2 separate regions of the Homo sapiens genome follow, and region 1 is linked to region 2. The links are chromatin contacts, found by Hi-C or POLR2A ChIA-PET in ENCODE. All regions are on one chromosome and are shown on one strand. The core of a region is the stretch at or near the end of the contact, and the rest is flanking DNA. Distances in the headings are between cores, read along the strand shown.

What was found. A loop is a pair of places that touch in the nucleus more often than their neighbours do. ChIA-PET counts read pairs that join two places held with the same protein, here RNA polymerase II (POLR2A).
Region 1: POLR2A ChIA-PET joins it to region 2 with 14 read pairs in HepG2. The contact joins the promoter of ZNF217-AS1 here to the promoter of TSHZ2-AS1 in region 2. A Hi-C loop is called at or near these places in 1 of 168 maps with a recorded cell type or tissue (Caco-2). POLR2A ChIA-PET finds 5 or more read pairs at or near these places in 8 of 52 experiments (Caco-2, GM12878, H1 and 5 more).

What each region holds. Positions count from the first base shown.
Region 1 is chr20:53,550,593-53,554,424 of GRCh38, forward strand. It overlaps ZNF217-AS1 (ZNF217 antisense RNA 1), which reads left to right and starts at 2,178. Exons shown (of 6, transcript NR_110051.1): 1 at 2,178-2,495.
Region 2 is chr20:53,503,068-53,506,465 of GRCh38, forward strand. It overlaps TSHZ2-AS1 (TSHZ2 antisense RNA 1), which reads right to left and starts at 1,251. Exons shown (of 6, transcript NR_187667.1): 1 at 1,042-1,251. RefSeq lists an enhancer at 1,003-1,653.

The sequences.
Region 1 (3,832 bases), core at 928-3,427, 48 kb after region 2:
AATCCCAACTTTGGGAGGCCTAGGTGGGAGGATCACTTGACCCCAGGAGTTCCCGACCAGCCTGAGCAACATAGTAAGACCTTCTTGTCTCCTCAAAAAATAAAAATAAAAAAAATTACCCGAGTATTGTGCTGAACACCTGGGGCCCCAGCTACTCAGGAGGCTGAGGCAGGCAGGAGGATCACCTGAGCCCAGGAGGTCGGAGCTGCAGTGAGCTGCGATTGCGCCACTGCCCTCCAGCCTGGGTGACAGAGCAAGACCCTGTCTCGAAAAAAAAAAAAAAAGTTACACTAAGGGCAAGAAACCAGACACAAAAACCACATAATTCCAGTCATATGGAATGCCCAGAATAGGTAAATCCATACAGACAGAAGCTAGATTAGTGGTTGCCAGAGGCTAGGGGAGGGAAGGATGGCGGGTGGTGGCCTAACTGGGCTTCCTTTTGAGACAATGGAAATATTTTGAAACTTGATAATAGAGGTGGTGGTTGCACAACGTTGTCAGTGTACTAACAGCTATTGAATTGTACACTTTAATATAGTTTTTCTTTTTGAATTTTTTTCTTCTTTTTACATATATTTTGTTTATTGGCCTCCAGCTTTGCATAATGTGGTATATTTTATGTTTTGTAAATTTTACCTCAATATAAATAAACATATACATTTTCAAAACATTTTTAAATGTGTGTGATGTTCTGATGAAGAAAACTCAGGCCCTCGAGCCCAGCAGTCTGTTTCCAGTCCCAACTCAGCCATGTGCCAGCTTTTGTGTGTGTGTGTGTGTGTGTGTGTGTGTGTGTGTGTGTGTCATGGAGTTTCTCTCTTATCGCCCAGGCTGGAGTGCAATGCAGCAATCTTGGCTCACTGCAACCTCCGTCTCCCGGGTTCAAGCAATTCTCCTGCCTCAGCCTCCCGAGCAGCTGGGATTACAGGCATGCACCACCACACCTGGCTAATTTTGTATTTTTAGTAGAAACCTCAGGTGATCTGCTCACCTCGGCCTCCCAAAGTGCTAGGATTACAGGCATGAGCCACTGCGCCCAGCCCATGCGCCAGCTTTATAACCTTGAACATGTTCCTTAACCACTCAAAGGCTCAGTTTCCTCACCTGAAAAAGGAAGGATATGTAGTTCCTTTTCTTTTGGTTTTGTTTAGTTTTGTTTGAGACAGGGATCTCATGCCGTTGGCCAGGCTGGAATGCAGTGGTGCGATCACAGCTCACTGCAACCTTGAACTCCTGGGCTCAAGCAATCCTCCCACCTCAGCCTCCAGAGTAGCTGAGACTACAGGCACATGCCACCAGACCTGGTTAATTTTTAAACTTTTTGTAGAGATGAGGTCTCACTACGTTTTCCAGGCTGGTCTCAAACTCCTGGGCTCAAGCAGTTCTCCCGCTTCGGCCTCCCAAAGCTCTGGGATTACATATAGTTCCTTTCCATGAGTTTGTTGTGAAGATTAAACAACACATTTATCACAATTAAGATAGCATCAGGATCAGAGTGAGGGTTTTGTAGCAAAGTTTTTGTTTGGTTTTGTTTTGTTATTTGGAATCAATGGAGCAAAAGCAAACACACACACACACACACACACACACACACACAAACACACACAGAGCCTTTGAAGTGAGACACGCGTTTGAATTTTGGCTCTGCCACCTACAACCTGGACCACATTGGGTAAAGCTGTTTAGACTCTCGAATCCTCAGTTTCCCAGCTCCTTAAGTACAGGATCTCATCTGACCTTCCTCATTAATACTGAATGACTTCAATTTAAGCAACGCCTGCATATATGACTGCTCACTAAAATATTATCTGTTGAGGCTGGCGTGGTGGCTCACTCCTGTAATCCCAGCACTTTGAGAGGCCCAGGCAGGCGGATCACTTGAGGCCAGGAGTTCAAGACCAGCCTGGCCAACATGGTGAAACTCCGTCTCTACTAAAAATACAAAAATTACCCAGGCATGGTGGTGCACACTTGTAATCCCAGCTACTCAGGAGGCTGAGGCAGGAGAATTGCTTGAACCCGGGAGGCAGAGGTTGTAGTGAGCTGAGATTGCGCCACTGCACTCCAGCCTAGGCGACAGAGCGAGACTCCATCTCAAAATTAAAAAAAAAAAAAATCATTGAAATGATAAAATAGAATCTTAACTTTTCCAGTTATTTTACAGGTTATGATAATCAAACATGTGACAACATTAAGCACCCTGGTAGAGGCAAGATTTGCCAGGCGGCTCTCACATACCCCTGCCTCCCACAATACTACCCCCGCCTCCCATGATATGATGAGATGACAAGGCACTTTACCTCTGCATTATACTCCACAAAACCCGTAATCCCAGACAATCATGAGAAAACATCAGACAAACCCAGATCAGCAGACATTCTACAAAACACCGAGTCCTTCCCAACACTGTCCACGGAATGAAAAACAAGGAAAATCTAAGAAATGGTCACAGACGAGAGAAGACTACAAGAGGCATGATGACTGAATGCAAGGTAGGATCCTGGGACAGAAAAAAAATCCCACCACTAATGGGAAAACTAGGGAATTCTAAATAAAGTAACATACCAGTGTTAATTTCTTAGTGTTGACAGATGCATTGTGCTTATGTAAGATGGTAGCACTAGGGCCAGCTGGGTGCAGGGTTGGAACTTGGGTTCGAATTCAGGAACTCTCTGCAATCTCTTTACAACTGTTCTGTGAATATAAAATTATTCCAGGCTGGGCGAGGTGGCTCAAGCCTGTAATCCCAGCACTTTGGGAGGCCAAGGGCAGGAGGATCACTTAAGGTCAGGGATTCGACACAAGCCCAGCCAACATGGTGAAACCCTGTCTCTACTAAAAGTGCAAAACTTAGCCAGGTGTGGTGGCGCCTGTAGTCCCATCTACTTGGGAGGCTGAGGCATGAGAATGGCTTGAACCTGGGAGGCGGAGGTTGCAGTGAGCCAAGATCACACCACTGCACTCCAGCCTGGGTGACAGAGCAAGACTAAAACTTAAAAAAAAAAAAATCCCAAAATAAAAAAGTTTTTTTAAAAAAGTGTGTGTATAGGCTGTGTGCAGTGGCTCACGCCTATAATCCCAGCACTTTGGGAGGCTGAGGCAGGAGGATCACAAGGTCAGGAGTTCAATACCAGCCTGGCCAACATGGTGAAACCCCGTCTCTACTAAAAATACAAAAATTAGCCAGGCATGGTGGCGGGTGCCTGTAATCCCAGCTACTTGGGAAGCTGAGACAGGAGAATTGCTTGAACCCGGGAGGCAGAGGTTGCAGTGAGCCGAGATTGTGCCACTGCACTCCAGCCTAGGCGACAGACTCCATCTCGGGGTGATGGGGGCAGTGGAGGGGGGGGAGTGGGTAGTGTGTGTGTAAAAACATTTTGTGAGCTATAAAATGTAGCCGAGGTGACCTTCCTGTGGCTTCCTGGTCCTCTAATGACCTCTGGCCTGTTGCCACCTCTGCAGCCTGCCAGTCCGATTTGCCTAAAACTAATTCACTGAATAATCAAATATCAAATGATCATTTCACTGACTTTTCCAATTGTGTTTTTAACAGCTTTTTTAAAAGCAAGAATATTTTAACAGCTTTAACAGAAAAGTACAATTTTGATTGCTGATTATGAAATGCAATTGTCTGAATAGTAGCTAACCGAAGCTGATATGCTGTCTGAGAAGCTGCTGGAAGAATCCTGAACATGCTAGAAAGTTGGCAAAATTGAAATCAATACAAACTAAAACGTTCCCTTATGAAGTGTTACTTTTTCCAATCAAAATTCCAACTTTTTTTATTTTTTTCAGACGTAGTTTCGCTCTTGTTGCCCAGGCTGGAGTG
Region 2 (3,398 bases), core at 1-2,500:
GCACTTTACAACAGCCAAGTGAAGCATTTGCTACGGAAACTTACATGGATCTCTCCTCGCTCCACACCGCTGCATGGCACCCTCTGGGTTACAGTGATGCCATCATAATACAATTTCATTTTTTGTTCCCCAAGGCCAAAAATATCTACTATCTAGTCGTTTACCAAAAATCTTTGACGAGCCCCATTACTCTGTCACTAGATTTCAGACTCATGAAGACAGGAGCAAAATCCTGCTTGGTCTCCCACTGTTTCACCAGCTCCTGCAACAGAGTCTATCAGCCCTCACACTGCACAGTTGCTTAAAAAAAATAAAATTATGTATACATAGAAAAGAATCAGGCCGGGCATGGTGGCTCATGCCTGTAACCTGAGTACTTTGGGACGCCAAGGCAGGCAGATCACTTGAACCCAGGAGTTTGGGACCAGCCTGGACAACATGATGAAACTCCATCTCTACAGAAAATTTAAAAAATTATCCAAGTGTGGTGGTATGTGCCTGCAGTCACAGCTACTCGGGAGGGTGAGGCAGGAGAATCATCTGAGTCCCAGAGTTCAAGGCTGCAGTGAGCCATGATTGTGCCACTGCACTTCAGTCTGGGCGACAGAGCAAGACCCTGTCTCAAAAAAGGAAGGAAGAGAGGGAGGAAGGGAGGGAGGAAGGAAGGGAGGAAGGGAGGGAGGAAGGGAGGGAGGAAAGAAAGGAGGGAGAAAGGGAGGAAAGGAGGGAGGGAGGAAGGGAGACAGGGAGGAAGGAGGGAGGAAGGAAGGATCAACAGATACGTGGAGGAGCCAAGATGGCCGAATAGGAACAGCTCCGGTCTACAGCTCCCAGCGTGAGCGACACAGAAGACGGGTGATTTCTGCATTTCCATCTGAGGTACCGGGTTCATCTCACTAGGGAGTGCCAGACAGTGGGTGCGGGTCAGTGGGTGTGCGCACCGTGCGTGAGCCGAAGCAGGGCGAGGCATTGCCTCACTTGGGAAGCGCAAGGGGTCAGGGAGTTCCCTTTCTGAGTCAAAGAAAGGGGTGACGGACTCACCTGGAAAATCGGGTCACTCCCACCCGAATATTGCGCTTTTCGGACGGGCTTAAAAAACGGCGCACCACGAGATTATATCCGGCACCTGGCTCGGAGGGTCCTACGCCCACGGAGTCTCGCTGATTGCTAGCACAGCAGTCTGAGATCAAACTGCAAGGCGGCAGTGAGGCTGGCGGAGGGGCGCCCGCCATTGCCCAGGCTTGCTTAGGTAAACAAAGCAGCCGGGAAGCTCCAACTGGGCCCAGCCCACCACAGCTCAAGGAGTCCTGCCTGCCTCTGTAGGCTCCACCTCTGGGGGCAGGGCACAGACAAACAAAAAGACAGCAGTAACCTCTGCAGACTTAAATGTCCCTGTCTGACAGCTTTGAAGAGAGCAGTGGTTCTCCCAGCACGCAGCTGGAGATCTGAGAACGGGCAGACTGCCTCCTCAAGTGGGTCCCTGACCCCTGACCCCCGAGCAGCCTAACTGGGAGGCACCCCCCAGCAGGGGCACACTGACACCTCACACGGCAGGGTATTCCAACAGACCTGCAGCTGAGGGTCCTGTCTGTTAGAAGGAAAACTAACAAACAGAATGGACATCCACACCAAAAACCCATCTGTACATCACCATCATCAAAGACCAAAAGTAGATAAAACCACAAAGATGGGGAAAAAACAGAACAGAAAAACTGGAAACTCTAAAACGCAGAGCGCCTCTCCTCCTCCAAAGGAACGCAGTTCCTCACCAGCAACGGAACAAAGCTGGATGGAGAATGACTTTGATCAGCTGAGAGAAGAAGGCTTCAGACGATCAAATTACTCTGAGCTACGGGAGGACATTCAAACCAAAGGCAAAGAAGTTGAAAACTTTGAAAAAAATTTAGAAGAATGTATAACTAGAATAACCAATACAGAGAAGTGCTTAAAGGAGCTGATGGAGCTGAAAACCAAGGCTCGAGAACTACATGAAGAATGCAGAAGCCTCAGGAGCCGATGCAATCAACTGGAAGAAAGGGTATCAGCGATGGAAGATGAAATAAATGAAATGAAGCGAGAAGGGAAGTTTAGAGAAAAAAGAATAAAAAGAAATGAGCAAAGCCTCCAAGAAATATGGGACTATGTGAAAAGACCAAATCTACGTCTGATTGGTATACCTGAAAGTGATGGGGAGAATGGAACCAAGTTGGAAAACACTCTGCAGGATATTATCCAGGAGAACTTCCCCAATCTAGCAAGGCAGGCCAACGTTCAGATTCAGGAAATACAGAGAATGCCACAAAGATACTCCTCGAGAAGAGCAACTCCAAGACACATAATTGTCAGATTCACCAGAGTTGAAATGAAGGAAAAAATGTTAAGGGCAGCCAGAGAGAAAGGTTGGGTTACCCTCAAAGGGAAACCCATCAGACTAACAGCGGATCTCTCAGCAGAAACCCTACAAGCCAGAAGAGAGTGGGGGCCAATATTCAACATTCTTAAAGAAAAGAATTTTCAACCCAGAATTTCATATCCAGCCAAACTAAGCTTCATAAGTGAAGGAGAAATAAAATACTTTACAGACAAGCAAATGCTGAGAGATTTTGTCACCACCAGGCCTGCCCTAAAAGAGCTCCTGAAGGAAGCGCTAAACATGGAAAGGAACAACCGGTACCAGCCGCTGCAAAATCATGCCAAAATATACAGACCATCGAGACTAGGAAGAAACTGCATCAACTAACGAGCAAAATCACCAGCTAACATCATAATTACAGGATCAAATTCACACACAACAATATTAACCTTAAATGTAAATGGACTAAATGCTCCAATTAAAAGACACAGACTGGCAAATTGGATAAAGAGTCAAGACCCATCAGTGTGCTGTATTCAGGAAACCCATCTCACGTGCAGAGACACACATAGGCTCAAAATAAAGGGATGGAGGAAGATCTACCAAGCAAATGGAAAACAAAAAAAGGCAGGGGTTGCAATCCTAGTCTCAGATAAAACAGACTTTAAACCAACAAAGATCAAAAGAGACAAAGAAGGCCATTACATAATGGTAAAGGGATCAATTCAACAAGAAGAGCTAACTATCCTAAATATATATGCACCCAATACAGGAGCACCCAGATTCATAAAGCAAGTCCTGAGTGACCTACAAAGAGACTTAGACTCCCACACATTAATAATGGGAGACTTTAACACCCCACTGTCAACATTAGACAGATCAACGAGACAGAAAGTCAACAAGGATACCCAGGAATTGAACTCAGCTCTGCACCAAGCGGACCTAATAGACATCTACAGAACCCTCCACCCCAAATCAACAGAATATACATTTTTTTCAGCACCACACCACACCTATTCCAAAATTGACCACATACTTGGAAGTA